Regions from separate parts of the Homo sapiens genome. Here all the other regions are linked to region 3. The links are chromatin loops, found by intact Hi-C in ENCODE. Cell type or tissue: CD4-positive, alpha-beta T cell. All regions are shown on one strand. Each heading gives the region's core, and the rest is flanking DNA. Links, peaks and the distances in the headings are about the cores only. Region 1 overlaps PCBP3 (poly(rC) binding protein 3). Region 2 holds the start of MIR6815 (microRNA 6815). Region 3 overlaps PCBP3 (poly(rC) binding protein 3).

Region 1 (10,686 bases), core at 3,290-8,289, 53 kb after region 3:
ATATAAAGGGAACTCAATCAAAAGGGAAAAAAACAAATAGTCCCACTAAAAAGTGAACAAAGGACCTTAATAGACATTTCTTAAAAGAAGACACACAAACAGCCAAGAAGTATGTGAAAAAAATGTTCAACATAATTAATCACCAGAGAAACGCAAATCAAAACCACAATGAGATGTCATCTTGAACCATTCAGAATGGCTGTTATTAAAAATAGAATGGCCATAATAAAAAAATAACAGGTGTTGGTGAGGATGCAGGAAAAAGAAAATACTTATATATCATTGGTGGGAATGTAAACGAGTACAGCCACTATGGAAAACAGTACAGAGATTTTTCAAAAAAACTAAAAATAAAATTACCATTAAATCAAGCAATCCCACTACTGGGTATCTACCCAAAGGAAATAAAATCAGTATATCAAAGTAGTACCTGCACTCCTATGTTTATTGCAGTACTATTCACAATAATAAGATATGGAATCAACCTAAGTATTGATCAAAGGGTGAATGGATAGAGAAGATGTAGTATATATACACAAAGGAATACTATGCAGCCTTAAAAAAGAATAAAACCATGTCAGTTGCAGCAACAAGGATGGAACTCAAAGTCATTACCTTAAGTGAAATAAGCCAGGCACAAAAAGACAAATATCTTATGTTCTCACCTATATGTAGAAGCTAAAAAATTTGATCACATGGAGGTACACAATGGAAAGATAAATACTAGAGACTAGGAAGGGTGAATGGGGGTTAGGGGAGAGGATGAAGAGGAAAGGAAGTGGATTACAAACCTTCAGTAAGATAGATGGAATAAACCCAATAATATCAGAGTAGGGTGAATGTATTTAACAAAACTATATTGTATTCAGGTGATGGACACCTTAAATATCCTGACTTGATCACTACACATTATACACATGTAACAAAATTTCACGTGTCCCATAAATTTGTATAATTAAATAAATAGGTTAACAAAAAACTAATAATTTACTTTAATATTTAATTATTTGTTGCTGGTATACAGATATACAATTGATTTTTGTATGCTGATCTTACATCCTGCAGCCTTGATAAACTTACTCATTAGTTCAGGAGCTTTGTTTTGATTCTGCAGTAGGTACTATAGGGTCAAACATGCTGACTGAGAGGAAAGACAGTTTTACTTCTTCTTTTTCAATTCCAATGCCTCTTTCTTGACTATTGAACTTGCTAGAACCTCCAGTAAAATACTGAATAGAAGAGATGAGAGCAGGTTTCCTTGCCTTACTCCTCATCTTAGGGGAAAGTATTCAGTCTTGCGCCATCAAATACGAGGTTAGCTCTAGATTTTTCATAAATACCATGCATCTGAGGAAGATTCCTTCTATTGTCAGTTTCTTGAACGTTTGTATCTGAAAGGAGTGTTGCATTTTGTCAAATGATCTCACTGCATATTCTAAAATGATACTGTTTTTCGTTTTTAGTTTGTTAAGACGGTGAAATATACTGATTAATTTTAGACAAAATGATGCTCTGAAAATGCTCAAAGCTTACATTTACTTTTCAGTCACCCACCACACTAAACTGCTAATTAATGCTAAATGTCTGGTCAACCGAAATCTCTAAGTCTTTACTGAACGCCCACCATGTGCTTGAGACAGAACTTTAGTGACCTCATCATGAACATGCGTCCCATGGGACCCCGTGTGGAATATTAATTAGCCCACTGTCTAGTCTCAAAATACATAATCTACTGGACATAAACATGCAAAAAACTTAATGTTACAATATTCAAATCCTGGTTCAAGGCAACAAGAGCAGCTGGATCATAAAGCACCAACAATTCTATCAATGGACAGCAATGCAGACCCCTGGCTGAGCCAGGGGGAAGGAAGAGCAGGCCTTCCGGCCAGGACATGAGGACTGGCTAAGGGAGACAGGTGATTCAGGCACACATGTTTACACTCCATCTTTCCCAAATTTCCACTGAATTGATTGAAGAAATCAGGAAAACAAACCACTGGAAAGCACAGATGCAGGGCCCTCCGCAAGCTCCCATGTGACGGCATGGGCAGCGGGTTCTAGAGGCCCCTCTCCTGCCCTTCCTGAAAAGCAGTGTGCCATGGAGGCAGTGGGTGAGGGAGATGCTGGGGATACATGGCTGCAGAGGCTGGCCCCAGCCACACAGGGTGCCACATGGGACCAGAGGCCACCAAGCCCCCTTTCAGCACCCCACAAGGCTGGGGGGGACCCAGAACTGGTGTGCACACATTGCATGAAGCTGATGGCTCTGCCTCCTGCTACTTTCACATCCAGCTCAGGGTCCGAATAACCTTAAAGGAGATCCCGGTGAAAAATGAGGGCTCACAGCAGAAAATGTCCATACATGCACGCTGGGAAGAAGGCAAGACCAGCACTGACTTCTCCTTCAGGGAGCAGCAAACAGAAAGAAAGAAACACAGAAGCCATAAAAAAATCTCTGCCACATGAAGAAAAACACAACAACACAGCAGAAGGTAGAAGAATGCATGTTCAGAAATATGCACAAAAAGAAACAGGTTATTTTAGTCAATGGCCTGCTATGTGCTTTCAGAGACAAGAAGGAAAAGAAAAACTCAATGAAACAAGAGATTAAAAATTGTAAAACGATAGTCTAAAAAGAAAAGGAAATATGAATAAAAAATTATATTTGGCTTCAAAATAGCTTTAGATAAAGTCTAGAGGAACTGTAATCATGAGAAGAAATGATCAAAATTTCATTTACTTTCCATATTCTTAATCTTCTGTTCGCTAATTTGACTTCAGGGGAGAGGAGGCGCCCCTTCGGCGGAGTTCAGGGGCGCCGTTCAGACGGACACAAGGAGGGAGGCCGGGTCGCCGTCGATTATGCACCATGTCCAACACGAGGCCGCCACCTGCCAACCCCCCGGCGTTCACCATGTCCTGTGGTGGTGAGCACTACCATCTCCACGGCCCACTGTGTGCCTCAGGGCTAAACAAAACCTCCTGCAGGCTAAACAATGTCCAGAAAAGTTCTTCTTCCATTTTGTCTTCCCACAGACTCAATAATAAAGTGTATTTTTCCTAACAAGAGATGCAGTTTCTGCTGGGCTGAGTCACAGAGCTGCCGTACTGTTAAGCTTTCTCTGAAATATGTCACGTCACATTTCTATCACTTGTGAAACGAGCGGCCCATTTTCCCTCCCTGAATATCACACACTAGTTACACTCCAGAGGCCTGCCTACGAGAGACGGCCAGCCAGAGTGAAGACCTGGCAAGGCAGAAATGCAGGACTTTAGGACCCCAGAGAGAACCTGCAACCATGGGTGGGGCAGAGGCAGGCTGGCCTGCACGCCAACCCAGAGTTTCAGAGAAGGCACCTAAAAGGTCCAGACACCAGTTCTCTCCTCTGTAGGGGGAACACAAGACCGGCCTGGATAGGCGGTTCTAAGAATTAAACTGAACAAAGCACAGTAGGGGCCGCCCATTTGAAGATCCCTTTCATTTCAGAGACGCAGGTGCTCCAGCTGCACGCACAGGCGATGCGCCCACAGTCCCAGCACAGGCAGCAGACAGCCCTGCGTGAGCACCCGCGTCTTCTAATGGTGAGCACGCACTGTCACCTGCACTCAGGGACAGGTTTGGGAGGGCGAGTTTTACCCTGAGGAATGGGTCGTCCAACACTCCCTCAACTGTAGAAACCTGTGTACACTCAATTCAAATAACAGAATAACCATGGGAGAGCACTGTGGGAAAACCCACCCATCTCATGCCACCCACAGTGTCTTGTGGGGCCCTGGAACTGAGCTGGGCCTTAGCCAATGCCCAGTGAATGCAAGAAGACAAGGATTCAGTGGAGAAACAAATGAAAGAGGGGCTGAGGCTGAGCTAAGTCAGCACAGGCAATGCAGTCTGTAGCCAGTGCCACACAAAGCCTGAACCTTACTTCTGGTAACAATCCCCAAACAGCCCTGAACAGAGAAGCAGAGACACCGTCCTCCTGGAAGTCCTGACACGTGCTCACCTCCTGCCATCGGTCATCATGCCCTGATTGCGCCTTGGAGCTCTGGCATCCCCGAGTCAGACGGAACAGGCAGAGGTGCCTGTCGTGGAGACGAGGGGACGATAGCACTGCAGGCCAGGGGTGCCTGGCTCCCTGCTCACAGGGCAGGCACAGCACGTCCTCAGCCAGGCCTCCAACTGCAGATGGCGCCCTGGGAAAGCCTGCTGCCACCATGGGGAGGGCAAAGCACACCAGTGCAATGGGGTAAAAGTAGCAGGAGGCAGAGCCATCAGCTTCATGCAGTGTGTGCACTCAACTGGAGTGTTCTGAGTCCTCTTCAGTGTTTCCTTTGCTCAACAAATTTAAATCTCCACAACTCAGAAAGGAAAAGTTGTGCTGCTGTACTACACTAAATCAAGTTGAATTACCAGGAAGCTATCACACAAGAATGTGGTAATGATATACTGGAAAATGTGAATACATCTCCCCTCAAATGCATCTGCTTTGACACCCCTAAGACACCATGACGGTGCCCCACAGTCTGATGCTCAGTAACAAGAATTCTGCCAGTGATTTCCACTGAGCAACAGAAACGCCTTCAGGAATTTACTGTAAGCAAAACCACAGCCAAGTATAACACAATATAACAGACGTGAGAGTCTCGCAGTGCTGGAAACCTTCATCTTGTCCAAGTGCTTTCGCTGAGAAACGTGAGGGTGGCTCACTGCCACCCACGCAGGGAGCATCAGCAAAGGCCCACGCAGGGCTAGGCCTCAGCAGGCACCACACGGCCACACACAGAGGCACCCCACAGCCCAGGCTCTCCCCACCAAAGGGTGAGAAGGCAACTGCCCCACAGTGTGTGCCCCAGTGCAGCTGGGAGGGAAGCAGCCAGCCACCTGCAAGACAGAAGCTGGTGCATCGTGGCAGCAAGGACACTGGCACCATGGCCTGTGGCCAACGTGGGTAGTGACACTGGTCCTAAAACTACAGGCATCCTTCTCAAACAATCAAGCAAAAACAAACCTGCTAGAGTTCACTAAACAACAGCAGGATCTGTGCCCTTGCTCACACTGCCTGCCCCTCTAACAGCCCTCCCTCTGCCTGCTCAGGACCAGCACAGGCCCCCTCCTCTCTGAGAGCCTGTCAGTGCCCTCTAGGGCACCACCTGCAGGGGCCTGGGGCCTGACATGAGCACCGGAGCAGGAGCAGAGACCCTGCCATGGCCTCCCGACTGGCCAGCACAGAGCTGCCTCACCACGAAGGTCTGTCCTATCCTGAGCAAGTCCTTTTACCTCCCCATGCCCCATTTCTTAAAATGGGGATAAAAAAGTGCCACCTCAAGAAGGCAAAACAGTGCAGTGCGGCTGCTGTGGAAAACGGTCTGGTGGTTCCTCAGTCAGTTAACACAGAGTCTCTACGTGTCCCCCAGGTCCACTCCTAAGGAACTGAAAAGAGGTGTCAAACAAAAACTTGTAAAAGAATGTTCATGGTGGTACTATTCACAATAGCCGAAGAGCAGGAAAAAAACCAATGTCACTAATCAATAAGTGGATGTGGTATATTCATACAACAGAACATGATTCAGCCATAAAAAGGAATGAAATTCTGACACATGCTACGATGATGCAGATAAACCTCAAAAACAGGATGCAAGTGAAAGAAGCCAGACGCTGTGTGGTTCCATTTATATTAAATACCCAGCATGGGCAAATCTGTAGACAGAAATTAGACTAGTGGCTGCCAGGGGCTGGGGAAAGGGGGGATTGGGAGGGACTGCTTAACGGGCACAGGGCTTTACTTTGGGGGGGTGAGAATGTTCTGGAAGTAGGCAGACGTGGTGGCTGCGTAGCATGAAGACTGTGCTCAATGCCACTGACTTATACACTTGAAAACGGCACAGTTTATGTTATGTGAATTATGCCTCAATTAAAAGGGGGGAGGGGAGTGACCCCTCACAGAGCTGCTGTCAGGGTCAAAACTGAGTACTGTGTTAGTGAGTGAGTGTGTGTGTGAAAGTGAACATGTTTCTAGTCAGTGTCTGACAGACTGTAATGATACCACTCTTGTTGTTGTTGTTGATTGTGTTGGCTTTCTCATTTGGTTTTTTCTTTTTTTAAAGAAAGAAAGAAAAAGCTCTAAATAATGCACAAGTTAACTGGCTATGAAGCCCTAAGGGAGAAAGGAGACTCTCAGGATAGGCAGAGTCCTGGCAGCTACACACCTTTCCTGTTGAGAGGAAATCGGCCTCTTCCCTCCAGTCTTTTCAATGACCAATGAGTGACGGGGACATCTGTGGGCATCTGCTGGGGCCTGTGCTCACACAGGCCAACTGCAGGCTGCTTTCCCAAAAGTGTAACCGTGAGGTAAAAAGTGCTTTCATCTGCTCAGCTGCCATAACAGAACACCACAGACTGGGGGCTTCCACGGAAGCTGGAAATGGAGATCAGGGTGCTGGCTGGGTTGGAATCTGGTGCCGGTGTTCTTCCTCGGTTTTGCAGATGGCTGCCTCCCTGCTGTGTCCTCACATGGGTGCAGAGAGAGAGACAGCTCTCGCATCCCTTCCTCCTCTTACAAGGCCATAGTCCTCTCAAATTCGGGCCCACCCTTATGACCTCAGTAACCTTAATCACCTCCCAAGGGCCCCGACTCCAAAAGCAGTCATACTAGGGGTTTGGGCTTCAACACGTGAACTTGGGGGCACAATCCGGTCCATCGCTGGTGGTATCTGAGGAGGAGAAAGTCATGTGAGGCACAGCAACACATCAAAGCGTGGCCAGCCACTCCAGCGGCCAGTCTGCAGGGCAGGCGCCTCACTAAGGATGGCTGGTCAATGCCGCTGCTCCCTACATCCTCAGCCTGGGACTGTGAAGCCGTGGATGACGATGTTGTACGGACCCACGTCAGTCCCACAGGAGACAAGACCATGGGAGAAAATGCTGCTTTAACTGTGCCAACATTTCCACATTTAAAAGGCACAGTAGCCCACATCCAACATCACTGACCATTAACGTTACTGCACTCATCCTTCCAGGCTCCAGGAGACTTCTGAAGGCGTCCACTTGAATACATTATTTTTCAGCACAATTATGAGACTGAACAAAATTTGAGCCTTCCCCGTTCTCAGGAACATGAAGGAAGCACATCGCCAGTGCTTATTCAGGAGGAATGACTTGTTTCTGTATTTTCTTATCAACATCATCCACAGTTACTCCAGAGAACAGTCGTCCCTGTGGAAGTCCCCATAGCCCTAAACTGAAGCCGATGTCTGGACATGAGGGGCCTCCTAGGGACCATCCAGGAGGCAGGAGCCAGGAGACAAGCCCCCGACCCCTCAGGAAGGCAGACAATGGAAGAGCCGCGCTGGCAAACCCTCCCAGGACCAGCATGGCACTGTCCTCGGTGCCCTCACCAGTCCCAGGAGCCCCACGGGGAGGGGCAGCGCGCACCCTGGGGTCTGGCAGGCCCAGCCCGCCGGGAGAGCACATTCGCAGCTCCTCACTGTAGCTGCTGACTTGGTGTGACTGAGGGGTTTTCTCTATTTGAGCTGTCCTCCTATTTAACTTGTTGTTTCTACCAACTTCACTTCAGGACCATAATTTTTATGAAACAAAAAATCTGATTACCTCACCTGTTTTCATCTGGCCAATGCCCGCCCCAACCTGATGATGCAGATGGTGCTGTGGGAAGGGTTTCCCAGGCCCCAGCCTGGCCACCCTCTCCTCTCAGCACAGATATCCTGGCACCCCTGGAGGGTCACCCTGGTGCCCAGTCACCCAAGTCCACAGGGATATCTGCTCATGCCTCTCTGTCTATCCCCACCTTCCCCTAAAGGGCACCATCCCCAACTCAGCAGCTGCCCACTGACCCTGCACCATGCTGTTTCAGGCACACCCATGCCCTCTGCACACACACCAGCAGGTGTCCATTCTATGGGCTGTACTCACACATGGACAGCAGCAAGTCCACGTCTCGCCACAGGCTGGCCCAGGCCCCATGGCCCACCCGGGGCCTCGACCACTGATCCTTCCTGTCCAGCTCCAAGGCTCTGCAGCCAAACTCCCAGACCTCCCCCCTTCCAAGAGCAAAGCTTCTCCGGCATAGCCCCAGCCCGTTCCCAGGAAGCGCACATCTGTCTCCACGCTTATAATTATCACTTAGCAAGCACACAGACGATGGCACCACTCTTTCCCTTGCTAGAATGTGGTAAATGGAAAACTAACATTATAAAGCTATTTTTTACATTCTGTGATTTGTTTTAAATTAAAAGCTTGAAAACACTCTTGAGCTGGCTGACTCCATGTACCCCAGGTGTACTCCTAAGCACAGCTGCCTGCCCACCGTCCAGAAAACTGCAGCAAAAGCTTCTCTGCAAGCCCCCTGCCTTCAGCCTGCAGCTGAAGTTTCTGAGAGAGGCTCCATGGTGGGCAGCAGGGTTAACGGAAGTGGTCAGAAATAGGGTCAGAACATGCAGCACCCCTCACTTGGCGGGTTAACTAATACACAGCCAGCTTGTTTTGCTATAGCACAATTGTTGAATTCAAGAAACTTTGTATTACTGGCCGACCACGGTGGCTCACGCCTGTAATCCCAGCACTTTGGGAGGCGGAGGCGGGTAGACTGCCTGAGGTCGGGAGTTCGAGACCAGCCTGGCCAACATGGAGAAACCCCATTTCTACTAAAAATACATAATTAGCCGGGCGTGGTGGCGCATGCCTGTAATCCCAGCTACTCGGAAGGCTGAGGCAGGAGAATCGCTTGAACCCGGGAGGCGGAGGTTGCGGTGAGCCAAGATTGCGCCATTGCACTCCAGCCCAGGCAACAAGAGCAAAACTTCATCTCAAAAACAAAAAAAAAAAAAAGAAAAAAAAAAGAATGAGAAACTTTGTATTACAAAAGCAATTATCTCACTAAGAACAAAAGGGAGGAGCTAGACAGCTTCACTCACAAATAATAAAGCTATTTTTTTTCTGCAGATGTTTCAACAGGAAAAGCCATGTATGACATTCAAAACACCGTATTATTAGAAGCTCATTTAATTGTTTAATGCAGACAAAAATCAAGGCTAACTAAAAGCAGATCCAATGACCCAGTGATCAACCTAGAGGTTCCCACGGCCAAGGGCAAAGGGAGGGAGTGCCATGAAGCAGCTTCCGGGGAGAGAGAGGAAGGGGGCCTGCCTGAGAATTCGCTCTGTGTGGGCAGTGCCCACGTGCAACCAGCGACACTCGCCAGGGCACTGATGAAACCAACCGCCAGCGAGCAGCACGGGAGACCCGCGGGGAGGGCGCGGCCCTGGCTCTGCCACCTCCCTGCTCCCGGACCACACTGGTGGGCGCAGGCAGACGATCCTGATGCTCGACCACGGCCGCATCTCATCTGGGGGTGCCCTCTGCTATTCTTATCCTACAGGCGTTCAACCCAAAAAAAACTTTGCAGTGAACTTTGCCTCTTCCTGTTTCTCCTGAGGATGCTCCTCTACGCCGAGTTTAGGAGAAGAGAGTGAGAGGAGCAACAGTGAAAGGCCAAGGGAACAAATCCATCCGCGGGCAGCCCCTTCGCGCCTTCTCCACTGCACCCTGAGCCCTACAGCTGAGAAGCGGAGTCCTGAGACTGTGCCAGCACCGCACGCAGAGCCTGGTGTGTGGTCGGAGCACAGCGTGAGCGGAATGAATGCTGAATAAATAATTATCATCCTACACACATTCTAAGCCAGAAATAGAGAAATGTTACAGCCCTCAATGGTGGGAACTGCAAAACCTCAGCCCTGCAAAGCATGCCCCATGTAGGGGCAGCGCCACTGCTGCTTGTGCGGCTCAGCTGACCGAGCGGAAAGCCAGAGGGGGCACCTCCGGAGAGTCGCCGAGCACTGCTGCTCCAGTGACCAAACGTCCGGCCTTCTAAGAGGTATGTGTCAACCTCAATCCTAAACAAGCAGCAAGGAAGATGTGGATACTTACTGTCCCTTTAAGTTAAATTACCTAGAGAAAACCTATCCTAAAAGAAAAGGCAATGAAAGTAACCACAAAAGTGATGAGACAGAAAAGCCATGGCTCACATGACCCCCTGGAAGGGTTGCTGCTGGCCTTACCTACAAGGCGAACGTGGAAAATCCAAGAAGTCCTCAATGAGAGTGAGGTGGTTTGAGAAAATGCCCACAGATTGTTGGATACATCTCTCTTAAAAAGGCAGAGCACAGGCCGGGCGTGGTGGCTCACGCCTGTAATCCCGGCAGTTTGGGAGGCTGGGGCAGGTAGATCACTTGAGGTCAGGAGACCAGCCGGGCCAACACTGAGAAACCCTGCCTCTACTAAAAATAATAAAATACAAAAAAGTTAGCCGGGTGTGCTGGTGGGCGCCTGTAATCCCAGCTACTCAGGAGAATCGCCCAAACCCAGGAGGCAGAAGTTGCAAGGTTGAGCCAAGATCATGCCACTGCACTCCAGCCTGGGTGACAGAGTGAGACTCTGTCTCAAAAAAAAAAAAAAAAGAGAAGAAAAGAAAAGAAAAAGGTGAAGCACAATTACCCTCCCTTAAGACAGGACTGACTTGGTAACGCACATGGAAAGAACATAGTGTGGCAGAAGGGACAGGGTGTAACACCCGAGACTGGGACATGCAGGCCCCGTGACCCCTCCTTGCTCTCTCTCTCTCTCTCTCCAATCGCCTGCTCAGGAAAAGTGAATGGCAATCCCACAGACAC
Region 2 (10,686 bases), core at 1,976-6,975, 340 kb after region 3:
CCGGGCTGCCTTCAGCGCTCCTTCCGAGTGCCCCCAGATGCTCATGAGCCTGCGGGACGGGTGGATGGGGCTCCCCTATGGGGGGATGTTGGGGGGCCCAGCTCAGGGCCCTCCCCAGGCCACGGGCAGCCTCTCCACCTGCTGTGGCCCAGCCCCTCCTCCCAAAGCTCCTGGAGCTGCTTTATCGCGCTTGCCACACGGAGCTTGTTTCCAGATGAGCTCAGCTTCCAGGGCGCGTCTACTCTCAGTTCACCGGCAGACCAGAGCTCGGCGGAAGCCACATCACAAAAGTGACAAGGGCCGAAGCCACCTCGCCAGAGTGACAGAGGCTGCTGCCCGCGATTCCGGCAGGACGGATGGACAGATGGCAGGAGTGGGGGTCAAGGCCAGCCCCAAGAGAGCTCACTCTCTCGACCGTGGGGCTGCCACCCTCTTTGGGGGTCCGAGCACTGAGTGGGCACCAGGGGCAGGGGACTGATGTGCCAGGGATTCTGCTTGTACCTTATGTCCTGGGGCGCCTGCTTCACCCTGTACGGAAAAGAGCAGGATTATGACAAAATCAGACTTGCAGCACAGTGGACAGAGGAAGGCACATCGCCCTGCCAGGAACTGTGCCCCGACCCGGGTCCCTGCTTTGCTGCCTGTGCCGGTTTAATAGTTTCTGAGGCTGTTGCCGCTGTCATCCCCCCTTTCTGGTGTGGTTGGGGTCCTGAAAGGGAAGCCACAAGGGACGCCAAGCCTGGTCCCAATGCTGGACCTGGCTACACGTGGGGCCTGGGGCCTGGATGCCTCCCCAAGAAGGGCCCTTCAGCTCAGCCACAGGCTTAGAGCAGTGAGGGGCATTTACAGCCCGCGTCCCCTGCTCAGTCCAAAGCAGTGCAGCTCTCATCTGAGGTCATGCTGGAGACCGCTCCCCAGGGGGCCAGACGCAGGCGACTCCCGCCAGGTCCACCCACAAACGCCTGGGGCCCCGGCTCCTTGCGTCAGTCCGACAGAGGCTCATGGCCACTGCCCCGTAACCAACGTGGAAGCTTGGAGTAAGATCTCAGATCTCGCAGGGTGCCCATGTTCTTAAAACCCGTGAGTCCACTCATCATCACAGGGTTATGAATTTCTACCCAAGCCCCAGCCGCCCAGGTCAGGGTGACCTCCAGAGCGCGAGGCCCCAGGCTGTGGGGCTGTGATGGGGGGCTATTCCTGGCATTTCCCCTTCACGGGCGTCACCAGGCACCCCCGGACCCGGGCCACATGGTGTGGTGCTGGTTCCCACTCACCCTGGACTCGAGGGAAGACTTACCAGGCTGCCTTTCTGCCCAGTCCTTCCTGGGGGCCCCTCTCTTCCCGGAGGGCCTGGGGGTCCCTGGGGGAGAGCAGAGCATAGTGGGTCTTGATGGCATTCGGCCACTAAAACGATTTCTGGGTTAACAGGTTATCTGGGCTTCCGCAGGTTTCCAGAAGGCAGGACACAGAACGTTCCCCAGACACAGGGCCAGAGTCCCAGGGCTCACGGGAGACCCCACAGCCTGCGTAGCCCGCAGTTTCGCGGCCACATTGGCAGGATGAGATGGCAGAGCCGACAGCACCACGGCGGGAAGATGCTTGCACACCAGGGCTGGGGTAGCCGCTGCTCCCTCTGAGAGGCAGTCTGGCCACATGCGTGAATATGGATTAGGCATGTTCTTTAAGCCCAAATTCCCCTCAGAATGGATTCTGGGGAGCACTTGCCATGCGGCACCCAGAGAGGCCTCAGAGCCGATGGTGACGGTGAATGCCCATCGGTAGGGTTGGCTGGCTCAGGTAGGGACTGTTACGGAGGCAGGGGCATGTCATGGGTGACCTAACCCCACACTCCCTGCCCTGCACGTCATGGCATGCTACCGAGTGACCCCAGGCCACGGGATGCCAGTGCAGCATGACCCAATTACAGCAGCCACGTCTGCACCTGCTGCCAGTCATGACCTGCTGCCCATCATGTGTGGCACAGCTGGTGGGGCAGGCACCTGCTGCCAGTCATGACCTGCTGCCCGTCATGTGTGGCAGAGCTGGTGGGGAGCCTGCCGTGGGGACCTGAGACCCTACGAGCCGCGTTGGCCAAGCAGGCTCCTCCCTCCCCTGGCCCTCCAGCAATGCTGACCTCGGCCCTCCCACACCCACCCATGGGAATTGCTCATGGAGACGCTCTCTGTGCAGTCCGTGGACCCACAGGGCCAGAGAGGTCGGAGGCCTTGCTTGCGGTCACCCCCACTGGTCAGCACCCCTAGAACCATGGGGTGGCCACTCAGGTGCTTCCGCACACCCCAGGGTGGCCCCGAGTCAGCAACTGCCCGCCAGCTCCTAGAGGAGATGAGGTGAGGAGGCGGGGACTGGGGAGGCCTGAGGCGGGGCAGGGGCTCCCATGTGGGGTGTTCACCCCTCACTCCCAGCAGACAGGGCTCCCGACACTGACGGTGGAGGCAGGACTTACCGGGAGGCCAGGAAACCCGGGGGGACCCTCGCGCCCAGGCACACCAGGAAGGCCGGCGGGTCCTGGGACGTCGGAGCTGTTCACCCCAAAGCGGCCTGGCTCGCCGGGCAGGCCTGGGACACCGGGGGGTCCGGGAGGTCCAGGGAAGCCTCGAGGACCCTGGACGTGGGCGAACACAGATAGTCACAGCCCATGTGGCACCCACCAGGGATGACCACCACCCCCAGAACGGGCCTCATCCCCACCCCCCACAGGACCCCAGCTGAATCTTGGGGGTCCATGGCCTGTTCCTCATGGGCACAGACATCGGGCAGCGCTGCAGTTTAAGGGCCACTCACCCGCAGGGCCTCCAGATCGCCCCCGAAGCCAGATCCCTCCATGTCAATGAAGGTCTGAGGAAAAGAGCCGGAGAGACACGTTGCCCTGAGCTCGGCCCCCCGCCTGGCCTACTCCTGGCCCCTGCCCCGCAAGCTGCATATCGAGCTGTTTCTACAAGGAGCTGAGAAACCACGGCCCCTCTGCTGCCCCCAGAGAAGCCTGAAGGCAGGTGGATGGGGGCTCCCACCACACCTGTGACCCCTCAGCTCAGCCAAGACCCCACGCAAGCCCCTGAGGGTGGAGCTGATACTTCTGGGCCAGAGGCAGTGCCTGCTTTTGAGGAGGGCAGACCCCGGGTCGCAGGAAGCCAAGGGCGGGACTTACCAGCTTGTCGTGTCTGAAGGAGGGTCCTGGGGGCCCTGGAGGCCCTTGGGGTCCTGGGGGCCCTCTCTCTCCAACCCCAGGGTCTCCCTGGGAACACAAGACAAGCCTATCATACCCTGGGCACGCACACAGCCCCCACCTTGAGCCAAGGGCCAACACAGGAAGGGGCCCCACCCAGCCACGGAGACTCACCTTGTCGCCCTTGGGACCTACGTCCCCTGGAGTCCCGGGGAAGCCTTGTGGCCCGGTGTCGCCCTGGAACACAACATCCGGGGGCCCGGTCAGGGAAGGCACCACCATGGGCCGCACCCAGCACTCTCAGTGCTCCTCCCCCAAGCAGGGGACGGACGGGAGCTGAGCCCTTCAGGGGAGTCTCTGGGGCCCGGAAAGTACGAGGGCGCCAGGCCCAGCAGACTGTCTCCCGCCTGAGCCCATTTCGCCAGCCACGCCTGGGGGAAGCTGCGGGCAGCATCCCTCGGGAGGTCACAGCAGGTTCCCCGAAGGCCTCCACAACAGCTGGTGCTTGGGTGTTACATACATGTGTGTGTGTGTGTGGTATGCATGGTGTGTGTGTGAGGAGTGTGGTGTGTACATGTGTGATATGTATGTGTGATGTGTGAGTGTGCATGTATGGTGTGCATAATCCATGGTGTGCACATGTGTGCACACGTGGTATGTGTATGTGTGTATCCACGTGTGGTATGTGTAATGTGTGGTGTGTGTGCATGTGTCCACGTGTGATGTGTGCACGTGCGTGTAGCATGTGTGCATGCGTCCACCTGTGGTGTGTGTGCACACACGTGTGTGTAGTGTGTGTATGCAAGTGTATCCACGTGTGGTGTAATGTGTGGTGTGTGCACACATGTGTGTAATGTGTGTGCATGTGTCCACGTGTGGTGTGTAATGTGTGGTGTGTGATATGTGCTGTGTGTGCATGTGTGGTATGTGTACGTGTGGATCCTCACCCCCCCACACACACGCGCAGTCACACATTCACACACTCAAACACATGCACATACATACACACGTGTGTGTGCCCTGTGGGTGGGCCCCGTGGATCATCACCCCACACTCACACGCGTGCGTGTACCCTGTTGCAGTGGGTGGGCCCCGTGCCGCCCCCCAGCCGACTGTCCTTTGTCTGCCGTGGTCCTCATCGCAGGCAGCTTGGCTGTGGGGTGCCAGGCGGTCGGTAATGACCGTTCGGTGGGCACCATGAGATGCCCTCCCTGTCCTTTCAGACCTTCTAGACTGTTTTTAACTTGAACCCTCCTGTCCAGCGTTCGTGACGGCCCCACTTTCTGCCGAGTGTTACCATTTGCTGGGCAGGCTGTTCCCAGGTCTTTATTCGCAGTCGATCACGTCATTACTGTGCTTGGAAACGGTGTTTGCTGATTTTTAAAGACTGAACTGCGTGTTTTGCGACGAAGCTCGGACTTCACAGAGTCTCAGGTCGCCCCGTGCTTCCCTCCCCCGCCGACTTGCACCACCCCCTGCCCCGCCCGACTTCCTTTTTCTTTGCTGTGCGTCTTCCCTCTAAGGGTTTGGAAGCTCTGCCTTTTCTCACTTCCTTTCCTTCTTCATGGTAGTTGTGGCCCAAATGTCTCAACACAAATGCATAACTGCTATTTCCCATCAACAGTTACACTCATCTTTTCTTTACAAAATTCCACTTTCAAAATGGTTTTGCTGTACAGTCTCCTCACTGGGTCGCGTTTAAAAAGAGTGTCACTGGCAACAAAGCCCTGGGGTCTAAGCAAACATCACAGATAACACAGGGGTCAGAAAGAAAAGCAGACTCACCGGCTTTCCGTCTTCACCGGGGTCGCCCTGGGTGTGCAAGAGAAGCCATTAGTGATGGGAAATGACTCCTCCGGCGCCACCTACAGTGTCTACATGGAAATGCACCCCACGCTCCAAGTCCCCACGAGGCGGCAGACGCCTTCCCCCGATGTCCTCGCACCCGCGCCAGGAGCCTCCTCACACCCACAAGGGCTGTGTCTGAGCAGCTCCGCCTCCCACGTCTGACCACCTTCCAGCACCAACCCCGAGCAACGGTGGGCCTAAGGAGGCTGCTGACCTGCCCCGATCCCAGCTCAGCTCACTCCCATGTCGGCCGCAGCCTCTCCCCCTCCTACCCAAGCCCCCACCCTCCAGACCGGGCCGGACTCGGGGGGACGTGAGGACTCACCGGCTCGCCGTCCCTTCCAGGGGTGCCGTCCCTCCCCGGAGGCCCTGGGGGTCCTTGTGGTCCGGGGACAGTTTGCAACGCTGGGCCTGCAGGACCCAGGGGACTCACTGGGCACGGGAGACCCGGGGGACCAGGTAGGCATGGGGATCCTGGGGGGCCTGCCCGGCCAGGTGGGCCCGGAACACCTGGCTCCCCTTTCTGCCCCTTCAGGCCGCCCTGGGAATAAACAGAACACAGGGCTCGGGCTGGGGTGGGGCCCCACACACCCTGCCCACGTGTCCCGCTGCGCCCTCCAGAGTCCCAGGCTGGGCTGCTTCCCACAGTGGACACGCAGGGTGGACGCATGCTGGCACCGAGTGCTGGGCACAAAGGAGGCACGGGCACAGAGGGGCTTCATCAGGGCTCACCAGTGAGTGGCCCAAAAGGCCACAGGTGCTCTGGTTCAGAATGGTTCAGGAGCACAGGGAGGTGGCCTTACCTCTTTCACGCGGCCCCCAGGGGTCCGGACACTCCCGTCCCACGTGGAGACAGAATCTGAGCCAGGAAGTGTCTGAGCTGGGAAGAGAAGCAGAGGTGGCCACGGTCACGCCCCCCGGGTGGCCCCAGCTCTGCTCTCGGCACCCCAGACGGCCCCGGCAGCCCAAACGCTTTCAGTCCTGGAGCCCGGCTGGACACTGTCAGATCCCCAGCCTCAGGCCGCACTCCCCTGAGCTCCAGCTCCCAGGCAAAGGCAACAGGGAGACAGAATTTAAAATCAACAGTGAGGCCGGTGTGGCCATCTAAGCCAATGACAGCTGAAGTCTGGGAGATGCTTCCTGAATTTGTTACAAGAGACCCTGGCCCCCCAGAATGCCTTCTTATCACCCAGCATGCTTTGTCCCTTTTCCTTTTTCCCTCTTAACTTTTACTTAAAATAAAAATGAAAACCAACAGAAATCCTGCAAGAGAAGCACAGTGAACACCCAGAGCCTGTACCCAGAGCCACCATCCGGGCCTCGGCATCTCCCCACCTGCCACACACACACACACACACACACACACACAAAACACATAATACACATCACACACATGTACATTACACATGCACATCACACACATACACACAATACGCACACTACACATCACATACAACACAACATGCACTGCACACCACACACGTACACTACACGCAACACACACACCACACCACACACAATACACACACCACACACTGCACACACACATGCCCACATGCATGCACCATACACACTACATACACATCACATAAACATCACACATGTCACAAACATGCACATCACACACCACACATCAAACACCTGCCATATATTTCACACAAACACGTGCCATATCACACACACATGTACCATATACACCACACACTACACACACCATACATCACACACATACCTCACCATCACACAAACACACGTTACACACCACACACACCCCACACCACACACACACCACATCCAGAAAAGAGCTTACCTCCTAACGAAGCCACCGTGGTCTGCTCCTCGACTTCTTCACTTCTGGAATCTTCCGTGCTGCTGCCTCCAGCCAAGGGTGGCGTGGTGACGGGGGGTGGCGCGGGGAGCCTGGGTTTTAGGGCCGCGCCCTGGAGGACGAGAGGGGAGGTGGCCTGTTATTCGGCCGGCAGATGCCCGGTGGAGACTTGCTTGGTTTGTGAAATGAAATACTTAAGATCGCAAGAAAGATAAAGAAAAATCCTCTGAAACAGGAGGGTGCTCCAGGGCCGTGCGCGAGGGGCTTCCTTCCGTGGGCCGCAGGGGTGTGGCCGCCTGTGGGCTCCCCGGCTCCCCAGGACCCAGGACCGCGCCTGCCGTCACCACAGAGGCCTCCCGGCGCCCGACAGGCCATGCTGGGAAGCTGATGTGAATCTGCAGAGGGTCCCCGCAGGGAACACGTTCCCGCACCCGTCTCTCACGGACAGCACCGCGCCTCAGTCCCGCGGCTGGGGCCTCCCCACTCCCCGCCCCTCCTGTGTTTTCTCAGGTGGCCCGAGCTGGGGAAAGCCTTCCGCGCGCTCCCTGCGCCGCCTTCTCCTCCTGGTCGTCAGGCTCACACACGCGTTCATTCCCTGATGGCCACGCACGAGCTAACGGAGGGATGGGGCGAAGGGAAGGCCAAGGTTGCCTCGAAGACCAAGGAGTGTGCAGGGCAGGACCTCGTTTTAAAGGAATATCCTCTCACCAGAGACACGCGGCGGCCAGGCAGGGCCGGAGCGGGGCCTGTGCCCAGGCTCCGAGCGTCTGCCCAGCCCAGCATCCCTGTCCCCAGCCAGGAATATGTCTTCGTGGCATAGAGGGAGCTCTTGGAGCCACACCTGCGTGTGCACATGTGTCACCCCACTGCTGGGAGGGGCTCTCCCGGGACCCTGCAGCGTGGGCTGGGCCCCGTCCGGCTACTCACCGTCTCCTCCCTGAGAAGCTCCCGGGCGTCCCCGAGCCCGCTGCCAGAGTCTCCGGATGCCTGAGGAGTTTGAAAAGGGAAAGGCTGGAGAGATGGCAGCCAGGCCAGGCCCCGAGCCCGGCAGGCCTGGGAAGCAAAGGACGCTGCTCTCGCCTCCTCCAGGCCCCCTCTCGCCTCGTCCAGCCCTCTCTGGTGCTCTCCGGGGGGCCGCTGGGGTGGGCACGCTGGCCTTCCCTGCCCAGGCACCATCTGAGCTTCAGTAAGTCGTGTCCAATCGGGTCGAGGACAGTGACGCTTCTGAACCTGCCTCGGCCGGTGGTCAGACATGCGGAGGCGGGAGGGGGAACGCGCTCCTCTCTTCTGGCCAGAGCCCTGCCCTGGAGGAGGCCGCACCGCAGATGCTCCCCGCACAGGTTTCCCCAGCGCACGCCCGGCTGGGCCGAACACGCGCCAAGGCGGCTGGATGTTTTAAACTTCAGGAAAACCCGGAGGAGAAACATCCTCAGGGACCGCTACTGACCCCTGAGGGCAAGACAGGCCAGGGGAGGGGTGCGGCGCCTCGGCGACCCCCCGCACCCAGCAAGCTGTCCCAGGGCGCAGCCTTGTCATGGCCGCCATGTGAACGATCTGGCGTCTTCTGGCATGTTCCAGGCAAAAACAACGGGCTTATTGGGCAAAATAAAGAAAAAGCATGAAAGTAACATGGATGTTCACACACTGCCCACAGTCCAGCCACGGTGTCTCCTGCCCACGCCCCCAGGAGCGAGGCTGTGGGTCCACGTCCACGGCGTCTCCTGCCCACGCCCCCAGGAGCGAGGCTGTGGGTCCATGTTCACGTGGGGCATGTTGTGATCTGGGCCCCTGAGTGAGAATTCCCTGCTGTTCCTCACACCTGGGGCTGGGGGATTCTCCCCTTGGGTACCACGTGATTCCACACACCCCACCAACACACACGCCACACAACACACAGACACAGACACAGAGACACACGCACCATGCAGACATGCAGACACAACACACAAGACAGACACACCACAGAGACACACCACACACACAGAGACACACCACACACAGAGACACACTACACACAGAGACACACCACAGACACACACGACACACAAGACAGACACACCAGAGACACACATACAACACACACAACACACAAGACAGACACACCACACAGACACACACACATCCACACACAACACACAAGACAGACACACCACAGAGACACACCACACAAGACACAGAGACACACCACACAGACACAGACACACACACACACTTTGCTGAGCTGCCTCACATCCTCTGTCTCACCAGCTGCCATGGAGGGTGGTTTCTGGTGTTTATATCATGCTTTGTATTTGTTTTTATGGGAAAGTTCAGGGCAAGGAAGGGCTCTGAGGTGCTACAGGAGAGCACAGAAATGGTATCGCAGCTTCCCAGTGCCCCAAGTGGTATATTTTGGGACTTTTCCTGTCATAGACCTTGGCCCTGAACTCCGCGTGCCAGGGATTGAGGGGAGACCCCACCCGTGCCCCAGATGTCACTCACCCCATCTGAGTCATCGCCTTCCTCGTCCAGGCAGTGCATGGGGCTCACCTGGGGGTCCCTGCGCACCTTCAGCTCAGCGATCACCCCCTAAATGCAGACAGAGAAAGGGGTCACCAGCGGTCCTGAGGTGGCAGTGGCAACCCCGGTGCTGCTTGAGCTCCAGATTTCGGGGGGCCCACAAAGGGCAGGAGAGTCTCGGAGAGGGAAGGGGTCTCGGGCAGCCTCCCTGGGGGTGCGGTATGCCTCATGGTAGGAAGAAGTGGTGAGACCCAGGGGCGTCCTGGGCGCTTTCATGTGGAAAGCACCCGGCTGGGCGGAGGCTGCTCCCTCAGACTTGGCTCATCTGAGGCAGCTGATGGGCCACCTGAGGGCTACGGGTTTAGAACCACAGCAGGTGTGGCTCGATCCAAGGCCTGGGAGGGCGGGCAGATTCGAGGGGCTGCAGGTCAAGTCCCCCAACCCCAAGTCCCGGGAGCTTTACGCAAGCACCAGGCGGCCTCATCTCCCGACTCGGACCAACCGAGGTGGCACCATGGCTTTGCTTTCTTTGAACTTCACCTTTTCATCAAAAACAAAACCCAGAAGCCAAGGACAGAAACGCCGCAGATGTAGGGGAGTTTCCTGGATCTCTGCGCCCATTCCGTCCGGACCCAATCTCACTCACTCACCCACCTACCCACCGCTCCCTCTGGCATCTTCAGTCCTGGGCTGAGTGCCAGGGTGCCTGACCCTGCCCTCTCGGGCCCTGGCGCGGCCGGCGGTGCCTGGTGAGATGCAGGCCGGGGATGCTGGGCAAGGACACAGGAGGGCGCAACGTCCTAAGCCTCAAGCGGGTAGCTTGCCTGGTGGGGAGAGGACGCTGGGAGGGGCTTTGACAGGAAAAGGGGCTGCCAGGTGGGGGCTGCGCACAGTACCAGGGGCTCCACTGGCCGCACTGCGGGTTCTGCATCCTGGCCTAGATTTCAGAGCCAAGCGAGGCCAGCTGGAGCCTGGGGCTCCCCATGCCGGCTGGGCCCCCAAAGCCCAGGCAGGTGGCTCAGGAGTGGGGCTGAGCCTGCAGGACGGGGTGTGAGTGCTGAGTGTGTGGGCACATGTGCGTGAGAGCATGCATCTGCATGGACACATGTGTGCAAACATGAGATCACGTATGCACGCGTGTGAGCTCATGCGTGGGGGGGTGTGGACCCTGTGGGCCCCCTGGGTTTCCCACAGGTTTCCCACAAAACGCACCAGCGGTTCTCAGCCTCACAGAGCGCACCAGCGGCTCTCAGCGTCACACTGCGGGGGAGGGCGTTGCCTACAGTGCCCCCAGGTCGGCCAGGGGCAGCACCGTGGGGTCCAGGGT
Region 3 (10,686 bases), core at 2,180-7,179:
AGGGAGGAGGGCCAGGCTCCACAGAGCAGCCATGCAGACAGGCAGCAGTGGCCGAGGCAGCCACTTACTCCCAGGAAGGCGCTGAGAATGTCATCTAGATTCTGTGGTGACCTAGCCTTGCTTTTACTTCGGAGTCACTCAGGAGCTCGCAAACATCCCTGAACCACCAAGACCACAGCAATTAGAACCTCAGAGCAAGGGCTTGGCATCACAGCTACCTCCTGTGTGGCACAAGCTCAGAGCCAATGCAGGGACACCTGCTGTATGCAGGCCAGGGCTGAGGCCCCCTGCCAGGTACCAGGGTGCCCCTTCTCTGCAGCTGCCCACCTGCAGGGTGCAGGGCTTGCAGGCTTGTCAATGTTTTCTCAGGAGGAAGGCATTTCTTTCAAACGAAGTTGTACTTGGACTTTAAGCCATAAACTCACAAGAGGGCTCCCTGGGCTGTTCCACTTTTTACTGCTGATGACAGTCTCACACCTCTTCTAATGGCCCCATGTCCTGCCAGCTTTCCTGCAGCCCCCGCCAGATGCAGGCCATCTATGTCCTTGTAGACATCAGCCAGCAAAGCAGCGGGTGAATCCGGGTGGATGCACAGTGGGGAGCAGCCATCTGGGTTTCATCATGTGGAACCGTTACTGCTACCAACACCCTCAGAAACCCATCCACACCATGAGTCCATGCAGACCCTCAGAAACCCACCCACACCATCAGTCCACAAAGACCCACAGGCCCTAGAGACAAGACCAGGGCAGGGAGGGCTGAGAGCTCACCGCTGTTGCGGAAGCAGAGATTTACTGTGAACACAGGCTGGTTCTACAGCACACCTCTGGGGATAAAGCAATCCCAACGGGAGAAATCTCTTTAGAGGACATAGGGAATGCGTTGTCAGTCTGCCCCCTCCTTCCATGATTAAGTTTAGGAATTCTGGGATGTGGCTTCTAAAGCCAACCTTTCTGACATGACTTGCCTGATGCCCTGAGTCTCTTAGTTAGACAATGGAACAAATGTAGAAAAAGAAGGGAATGAGATCTAAAACACAGCAAAACTCGGAGTGTTCTAAAAGCACATGTGCTCTGGAAAGGGACTTGCACCTGAGGGCAGTGATGTGATCCTTAGACTTGTCCTGAGTGTCCGAGAGAAATGATGCAGGAGGCAGGACTCCCAGGAGGCAGAGTGAGGGGCTCAGCACATCCCCTGCCCAAGACAATGACAAATGGGATGAAACCATCAAAAATAGCCACTTTAGGATGCTGGAAATCAACTAAAGACACATTATAAATTGAGAAGCATTTATTTAAAAGAAACAAACAGGCCGAGCCTAGTGGCTCATGCCTGTAATCCCAGCACTTTGGGAGGCCAAGGCGGGTGAATTACGTGAGGTCAGGAGTTTGAGACCAGCCTGGACAACATGGTGAAACCCCATCTCTACTAAAAATAAAAAAATTAGCTGGGCGTGGTGGTGGGTGCCTGTAATCCCAGCTACTCAGGAGGCTGAGGCAGGAGAATTGCTGGAACCCGGGAGATGGAGGTTGCAGTGAGTCGAGATCATGCTATTGCACTCCAAACTGGGCGACAGAAAGGGACTCCATCTCAAAATAAATAAATAAAAATTAAAAAATAAAAAAAAAACACCTACTTTGCCTGGGGTCCTTTGCCACACTCTTTGAGGAGCATCCCTGAACCCAGGCCCATGGGCCCTGAATTGCCACAGCTGCCCTGCAGGAACCCGTCGGCCACCCCTTTGGGTGAGTCAGTGAATCACAGAGCCAAAGATCGCAGCCCATGCCAAGCCCACACACTGTGTGAGGACCAGGAAAAAACTCTCAGAAGAACGGACACGCGTGGTTCTGCGGGACATGAAAGGGAATCTGCACAGCGGAAAGTCCACGCCTGGGGTGGGAGGTCAAGGGGGTTAAATGGCTGCACTTTCCACTCATGAAGAGACCAGACACCACCTCAACCGAATCCCCAGCAGGACTTCTCCTGGAGCTGCACAGTGTGGAAGGTCCCCTGAAGGAATTAAGGCCGACGTTTTCTGAAACTCTGAAACCCTGTGTTCCTGGCACAGCAGAGCAGCCATGCCAGCGGGCGCTGGGGAGGACGACATGCAGGGAACAGAGGTGACTGACCTGAGGGGTCATGGGGACTGCAGAGGTCATTTCACAAAAGGTGCCAGTACAATCAGTTTTAGGCCAGAAAGTTAAAAAGTCTAATTCTAATCTCACCCACTACGTCAATGTGAGTCCTTGTAAAATTTTAAAAGTAAGAGTTGAATAAAACTACAATCTTATCTCACCCTTAGGTTGCACAGACCGATGTCCTATAAGAGGACAGCATGGAGGGGGAAGACCTTACCCCCCGCTAGGGCCCAGGTCAGCCTCACATGTGAGTCACAGTGACAGGGTGTGCCCGATACCATGGGGTGACAGTGGTACTTCACCTCTGGGGGCTTCCTCCTCAAACTCATAGCCCCTTCCTGTACCCATGAGAAAAGCATCAGACAGATCCCAGCAGAGGGATAGCCTGAAAAATGCCTGATTAGTCCTGCTCAGGACAGTCAAGGTCACCAAAACCAAGAAGAGTCAGAAACTCACAACCAAGATGGGTGTGTCCTGTGCCAGGTCTGCCCCTCGTGCACCTAACCCTGTCCCTCACTCTCCTAACCCTGTCCCCTGCTGGGTCCGCCCCTCACTCTCCTAACCCTGTCCCATGCCGGGTCCGCCCCTTGCTCTCCTGGCCCTATCCTGTGCTGGGTCCGCCCCTTGCTCTCCTAATCCTGTCCCATGCCAGGTCCACCCCTTGCTCTCCTAACCCTGTCCCATGCCATATCCGCCCCTCACTCTCCTGGCCCTGTCTTGGGTCTGTTATCTGCTTAACTGACAATTTTTAAAGAACCATTTTTAAAAAATCATTTTTATAGTCACCTGGAAAGAGATCAGTTCTTGCTATGGTTGATTTATAGCTTCTTGGGGGATGTGTCCAGTTTTAACCATGAAACATTTAAAAGAACGCAGAACACCGGAGAAGGCCCCAGAAAAGGCAAAAGAGGAGCTAAAGAAATGGACAGTGCGGCCAGAGGAAAGGCTCAGGCTGCAGTGGGGGCTGAGGACCCCGATGGCTCCCAGGATGACGGTGCCGGTGCCTGTGCCTGCAGGAGTCCTGCCAGCTTCTCCTGACCTTCAAAAGGGTCAAACGAGCAAATGGCCTCACACTGAACACAGAGAGATACCGGAGGCTATGGGTGATAGTCACACGTTGAGGGACATTGTGAAACCACTTCCCAGGGTGAGCAGGGAAGCAAGCTCAGTTCCAGGTGTCCTCCAGAGGATGAGCATGTGGAATATCATTTCTCAAGGCTCATGATTTTGGGGTCTGATAAATAGCTAAGTTGTCAGGAAAGAGAAGGTAGGAAAATGATGAGAGCAGGTGTCGGAAACGCCGAGTGACAATGCACCCTAAGGAGGAGCCTCCCCTGGGCGGTGCCTCCCTGACACTGCCGGTGCTTGCAGGACGGAAGCTCGAAGGGCCAGGGCTGGGCTCTGCTGCCTCCCATGACCTGGAGCTCCAGTACAGTAGAGGGAACAGAACCCCAACCCCAGTCTGCATGACAGCCACAGAGCACCAGCAAGAAGTGACAAGAGCAGGGAAGGGAGCAGAGACAGGCTGCAACATGTCACGAGCAGTCAGCATCACACGGGAGGACAGGAGGGTCCCGTGGAGAAGCCAGAACAAGAACCAGGGAGACAGGTGAGGAAGAGAGTTCTAGAAATGAGTTAGGGGAGGGGGCGGGGCCCACAGCAGGGTGCAGGCAGGGAAGAGTATTCTAGAAATGAGTTAGGGGAAGGCACAGGGCCCACAGCGTGGTGCAGGGGGAAGAGTGTTCTAGAAAAGAGTTGGGGGAAGGTGCGGGGCCCACAGCACGGTGCAGGGGGAAGAGTGTTGTAGAAAAGAGTTGGGGGAGGGTGCGGGGCCCACAGCGTGGTGCAGGGGGGTACTGGACCTCAGTTGAGGACCTCCTGGGCTGGACATCAGGCTGGAGCTCAGTGTGTGCTGGGCCAGTGTGACCCAGGAGTCACTGGCGACCCTGAGGGTCTTGGAGCCCCTGCGGAATCCAGGATTAGGGAGAGGCTGCACAGGAGAGGGGGTCCCTCCCAGCCTGCCAGGCAAAAAGTGGGAACCGGGAAGGGGGAGCAGGTCAAGAGTTGAAAGATGCTGTTCTCAAGAAAGGATTCTGCCTCTAAAAAGAGAAAAGGTACCAAGTTAGCCCAGGTCACAACGCCAGGCTCGCTGGCTCTGCAAGACAAGGGTGCTTTGCAGAAGCCACATGGATGGACAAGGACGAGGGGCCGGGTCTCCTCTCAGAACGCACTCCTCAGACACAGGTGTGCTATCACTGCTGTGGCCTTCAGAGTCTGAGGCTCTGTCCTCTCGAGGCTGTATCCCGCAGGGTCCTGAGGGCCTCTGCTGAAGGCGGGGCACACAGCCCAGATCGTGTGGCCAACAGAGCTGCCTGTCTGCTGCAAGGATGAAAAAGCGCCTCCCACCAGGATATTTCTAAACCGGGAGAAAAGGACGTGGCTCAGATACGTCAGCCCTGCCACGAGGTGGCAGCAGAGGTCCATGGTCATCCCCCAGGTCCCAGGAACTCCCTCCTCTGGCTTCTCAGAAACCAAGGTGCCTCTGGGGCTTGGCTCTAACCCAGGGGTCTGCAGGCCCCGCTGGCTGCCCATATCCACAATCCACGTTTCCCCGGAGCACAGTCTCACCCCCTCCTTGACTCGTGGTCTGCAGCTGCCTTCCAGCACCAGGTCAAGGCCACGCACACTGCAGACCGTGTGGCCCGCAGAACCCAAGCCACCTGTCCTATCCTGACCTGGGTCATCACAGGCCCTCACAAGGATTGTGGGAGAACAGCAGCCAAGCTGAAGTGCCAACACTGCGTGACATCCTCCTGGGCCTGGCACTCCTATCCGTGGGTGACAAAGTTCCCAGACAGCAAAGCGACGAGATAAAATGGGGCCCATGGGGCCAGGTAGGCGCAACGACCTCACAGGCAGCAAAGGTGTGCTGGCCCGTGGTGCCCACTGCCATGGCAGCCGGACTGGGTGTTCCCAGGACGGATACACTTGACATGGACACACCAAAAACACCTGACAGCCGGGAGAAGGCCAGCATCATCCCACACATAGCCGAGAGCCAGGAAAAGGCCAGCGCCACTCCCTTCAGAGGAGATGAGGTCTGAGCTGGTCCATGGGTCAGAGCCAGTGGCTGAAACGGAGACCCAGTCTCCAGGGAAGACCCGCAACAGTCCTGCGGTGTAGAGCAAACATTCACCCCACCTTCCCCAGCGGGCCTGAGTAACTGCCTGGAGTGACAGCATGATGGGCAGAGTGAGTGGCCAGGCCCTGGACCTTCAGACAATGGCTGGGTCTGGGGCCTGAGCTCCTGCCCACTCCAGGGGACTCAGACACCATCATGGACCCACAATTAACATGACAGACGGAGCTTGGCCCGAGTCCATCTGGCAGAGGCCCTGTGCCCGCACACCCATCTGCTAGACGTTCTGGTACAGCACTGGACAGAGGCGCCCAGCAGCTGCCAGACAAGCCCTCTGGCCCCGGCCTTGAGCAGGATATTAAGGCAGAAAAGGCCAAGTACAGTCCCCAGGAGCCTTCCCCACCTCAGCCAAGATAGCACCTGGGGAAGACTGTAGAATCTACACTACCATCAAGGACTTCAGGGCTGCGTGGGCGGTTTGACCCCTTTCCATTTTCCACTCTAGAAACCAGATGGACTCTGGGGACAACAGTGGCTGCCGGCCTCGGCCTTGGGGTGCCCAACGGCAGTGTCGTGCCAGGTGTGGTCTCTGCACCTGCATCCGCTTACTTGATGAACATGCCCTTCATCCCGTCTGTAAAGAGGATCAAAATTAGACTGTGTGTTCTTGGGAGAAGAGCAAATACATAACCAGCGCTTTCCCTCAGAGCTAAGGGAGCCCTTCCTGCTCTGTCACAGGACAGTCTTCAGGGACTCCGACTGCTTTGTTTAGGTTTTATTTTTTAGAGCAGCAAACTGAGCACAAAACACAGAGATTTCCTATATACCCCCATCCCCCACGGCCCATCCCCCACAGCCCGCCACCAGAGCAGTACATGAGTCACAACCAAACCCATGTGGGCACATCACCACCCCCCAGGTCCAGAGTTCACAGCAGGGCTCACGCTCGGTGCTGTACTCTGTGGTTTGGGCAAATGTGTAATGACACGCATCCACCATTACAGCATCACCCGGAGTATTTTCCCTGTAGTAAAAGTACTCTGTGATCCACCTACACATCCATCTCTCCGCCCAACTCTTGGCAACCACTGATCTTTATACTATTTTTATAGTTTTGTCTTTTCCAGAATGTCATATAGTTGGAATCGTATAGCATGCAGCCTTTTCAGGCTGGCCTCTTTCACTAAGTAACACGCATTCAAGGTTCCTCCGCATCACTTCATGGTTTGACAGCTCATTTCTTTGTAGTGCTGAATCATATTCCACTGTCTGGATGCACCACTGGTGTATTCATTTGCCTACTAAAGGATGTCTTGGTTGCTTCCAAGTGTTGGCAATGATAAACAAAGCTGCTATAAACATCTGTGTGCAGGTTGTTGTGTAGGCTGAAGTTTTCAAATCCTTTGAGTAAATACCAAGGAGCATGACTAATAGATCTCACGGTTAGAGAGATTTTAGTTTGCAAAGTGATGCAACCACTTGGGAAGGTAGTTTGGCAGTTTCTTACAAAACTGTGGCAGTTTCTTACAAAACATTCTGCAAATGGCAAAACTATAGTGACAATAAAAACATGAGTGGTTGCCAGGGGCTTCAGGGACGGGAGGAGTGAGTACGTGAAGCGCATGGGGGCAGTGGAGCTCTTCTGTATGACACAGTAATGACAGGGACACGTGTCACTGGACACTTGTCAAAACCTGTGTTCAACACAGTGAGCCCCAATGCAAACTATGACCATCCGTGAATAACAATGAACCAGGCCGGCGCGGTGGCTCACACCTGTTATCCCAGCACTTTAGGAGGCCGAGGCGGGCAGATCATGAGGTCAGGAGATCGAGACCATCCTGGCTAACAAGGTGAAACCCCGTCTCTATTAAAATACAAAAAATCAGCCAGGCTTGGTGGCACGCACCTGTAGTCCCAGCTACTCGGGAGGCTGAGGCAGGAGAATGGTGTGAACCCGGGAGGTGGAGGTTGCAGTGAGCCAAGATCGCACCACTGCACTCCAGCCTGGGCGACAGTGCGAGACTCTGTCTCAAAAAATAATAATAATAATGTACCAATATTGGTTCATTGACTGTACCACACTTGAGGCAAGATGTACGTAACAGGAGAAGCTCTGTATGAGGGGAGGAGGTGGCACGCTCTATACTTTCCAATAATTTTTCTGTATTGTAGAATACAATTGCCCTAAAACATAAAGACTATTAACTTTTCAAAAGTGAAATAAATCCTGAGTTCATAAGGATATCATCAACTGAAAATGGAAACCACAAGGTTTTGGATTTTGATTCCAACCATGAAGGAGTAAGGACTTATGATCCCACAGTAAAAACCTTAAGAATTGGACAGAAATAAGAAGCAAGTGTGTTCGAGCATTGCACAGCAGGGTGCAGGACTGTGATCTTTCACCCGGCGGAGACACACGCTGAGCTCCTCGCCGGCTGCTTTCTAGCTGCGTCCACTGTCAAGTTGCTGCTCACGGCAGTGCAGCACACACACAAGCTGCTGCCTCGCTGGGGGGCTGAGGACAAAAGGCAAGCATGGGGGCTGCGGCAGCAGCTGGAATATGGGAGATGGGGACAGCAGAGGCAAGAGCTAAGAGGAGACGGGGCCCCCAAACTGCAGGAAGATGTTGGCCAAATACTATGCTGTGCACGCAAGGACTCCATGAGGAATGGCAGAGAGAGACAGAACTACTGGGGAGTATGAGGTGAACAGACACGCTAAATGTCATGTGGTACCACGAGGCGGGGACTGCTCACAGCCACAGTGGAGGCCCCTCACTCAGCATCCAGGGTGTTCACTTGAGACCCATGAAAGGCTACACCTTAGGAGGAGGACAACGTTAAGTTCTAGAGGAAGGGATAGTGAAGACTTTCCTTGACAAAGTTCGACCGAGCCATGACATGAAGTTTCGGTAAATTAGATGCCTGCAGAAATAAAAACCAAAAACAACAAACACAACACCCCAAATTCTTAACAGCGTAGCATATATAGTCACGTGCCACACAACGGCATTTCAGGCAACAACAGACGTGCCATATACCACAGCCGTCCCTTAAAATTAGAATGGAGCTGAAAAGTCCCATCACCCTGCAACGCTGTGGCCTCCTTAGGAAGGAGTGCAGCTGGCTCCCCCCACGCCTGTGGTGATACTGGTGTAAACTCACCTGCTGCCCTGCCAGTCACATCAGAGCGTAACTCGTACAATTACTTACAATAGTAATACCTGACGATGATAATAAACGATGGTGTTACTGGTTTGTGTATTTACTATACTATATTTTTACCATTATTCTAGTGTACTCCTTCTATTTATTAAAAAAAAAAAAGTTAACATAGAACAGCCTCAGTCAGGTCTCTCAGGAGGTGTCAAGAAGCAGGCACTGTGATCACAGCAGAGGACAGCTCCACGCCTGTTACTGCCCCTGAGGACCTTCCAGCGGGACAAGGCGTGGAGGTGGAAGACAGTGGCATGCACGATTCTGACCCTGTGCAGGCCTAGGCTAAAGTGTGTGTGTGTGTCTCAGTTTTTAACAAAAGGGGAGGGGAGGGGAGGGGAGGGGAGGGGAGGGGGAAGGGGAGGAGGAGGGGGAGGAGGGAGAGGGAGGGGAGGGGCAGGGGACGGGGAGGGGGAAGGGGAAGGGGATCTTAAACATGAAAAATTCTTATAAAAACAAAGAAAATATTTTGGCGTAGCTGCATACAATGTGTTTGTGTTTTAAGCTAAGCGTTATTACAAAAGAGTCAAAAGTTAAAAAATAAATCTAAAGGTTTATAAAGCAAAAAAGTTAGAGTAAGCTAAGGTTAATTTATTATTGAAGAAATAAATTTTGTTATATCATAAATTTAGCATATCCCAAGTGTACAGTACTTATGAAGTCTACAGCAGTGCACAGTAATGTCCTGGCCTTCAGATTCACTCATCACTCACTCACCCACCACTCACCACTCACTCACCACTCACCACTCACTCACCACTCACCACTCATCACTCACCACTCACTCATCACTCACTCACCACTCACCACTCACTCACCACTCACCACTCACTACTCACCACTCACTCACCACTCACCACTCACTCACCACTCACCACTCATCACTCACTACTCACCACTCACTCATCACTCACCACTCACTCACCACTCACTCATCACTCACCACTCACCCATCACTCATCACTCACTCACCACTCACCACTGACTCACCACTCACCACTCACTCATCACTCACCACTCACTCACCACTCACCACTCACTCACCACTCACTCATCACTCACCACTCACCACTCATCACTCACCACTCACTCATCACTCACTCACCACTCACCACTCACTCACCACTCACCACTCATCACTCACTACTCACCACTCACTCACCACTCACTCACCACTCACTCATCACTCACCACTCACCACTCACCACTCACTCACCACTCACCACTCATCACTCACTACTCACCACTCACTCATCACTCACCACTCACTCACCACTCACCACTCACTCACCACTCACCACTCATCACTCACTACTCACCACTCACTCATCACTCACCACTCACTCACCACTCACTCATCACTCACCACTCACCCATCACTCATCACTCACTCACCACTCACCACTCACCACTGACTCACCACTCACCACTCACTCATCACTCACCACTCACTCACCACTCACCACTCACTCACCACTCACTCATCACTCACCACTCACCACTCATCACTCACCACTCACTCATCACTCACTCACCACTCACCACTCACTCACCACTCACCACTCATCACTCACTACTCACCACTCACTCACCACTCACTCACCACTCACTCATCACTCACCACTCATCACTCACCACTCACTCATCACTCACTCACCACTCACCACTCACTCACCACTCACCACTCACTACTCACCACTCACTCACCACTCACCACTCACTCACCACTCACCACTCACTCACCACTCACCACTCACTCATCACTCACCACTCACCCATCACTCATCACTCACTCAACACTCACCACTCACCACTCATCACTCACTCACCACTCACTCATCACTCACCACTCACTCACCACTCACTCACCACTCACTCATCACTCACCACTCACCACTCACTCACCACTCATCACTCACTACTCACCACTCACTCATCACTCACCACTCACTCACCACTCATCACTCACCACTCACTCACCAGTCACCACTCATCACTCACCACTCACTCATCATTCACCACTCACTCACCACTCACCACTCACTCACCACTCACCACTCACTCACCACTCATCACTCACCACTCACCACTCACCACTCACTCATCACTCACCACTCACTCACCACTCACCACTCACTCATCACTCACCACTCATCACTCACCACTCACTCACCACTCACCACTCATC

What was found. A loop is a pair of places that touch in the nucleus more often than their neighbours do. Peaks named below come from ENCODE experiments on the same cell type or tissue, not always from the same donor. Only the 100,000 strongest peaks of a DNase experiment are listed, where the experiment ranks them.
Region 1: it touches region 3 in a loop (2.7-fold over the local background); 2 of 110 quality-filtered maps call a loop at or near these places.
Region 2: it touches region 3 in a loop (14-fold over the local background); 28 of 110 quality-filtered maps call a loop at or near these places.

The regions. Positions count from the first base shown.
Region 1 is chr21:45,762,279-45,772,964 of GRCh38, reverse strand. All of the region lies in intron 4 of PCBP3 (poly(rC) binding protein 3), which reads right to left. Among named protein-coding and RNA genes, the nearest start is that of PCBP3-AS1, 69 kb to the left of the region's middle. In CD4-positive, alpha-beta T cell, for the core only: no CTCF peak of the experiment used is centred there; DNase peaks (open chromatin) are centred at 3,504, 4,194 and 5,634.
Region 2 is chr21:45,472,637-45,483,322 of GRCh38, reverse strand. COL18A1 (collagen type XVIII alpha 1 chain) reads right to left here. Exons shown (of 42, transcript NM_001379500.1): 4 at 9,342-9,428; 5 at 7,788-7,847; 6 at 6,843-6,972; 7 at 5,836-5,912; 8 at 5,358-5,573; 9 at 4,970-4,996; 10 at 3,359-3,421; 11 at 3,167-3,253; 12 at 2,803-2,856; 13 at 2,465-2,623; 14 at 1,298-1,360; 15 at 502-528. It overlaps MIR6815 (microRNA 6815), which reads right to left and starts at 5,057; the gene lies at 4,997-5,057. RefSeq lists an enhancer at 7,975-8,475. In CD4-positive, alpha-beta T cell, for the core only: CTCF peaks have their summits at 4,854 and 5,054; DNase peaks (open chromatin) are centred at 3,813, 4,102, 4,612 and 5,042; H3K4me3 peaks cover 2,827 bases; H3K27ac peaks cover 3,170 bases.
Region 3 is chr21:45,814,666-45,825,351 of GRCh38, reverse strand. All of the region lies in intron 4 of PCBP3 (poly(rC) binding protein 3), which reads right to left. Among named protein-coding and RNA genes, the nearest start is that of PCBP3-AS1, 16 kb to the left of the region's middle. RefSeq lists enhancers at 134-726, 2,912-3,597, 7,344-7,843, 7,844-8,345. In CD4-positive, alpha-beta T cell, for the core only: a CTCF peak has its summit at 4,590 (motif pointing right); DNase peaks (open chromatin) are centred at 4,601 and 6,201.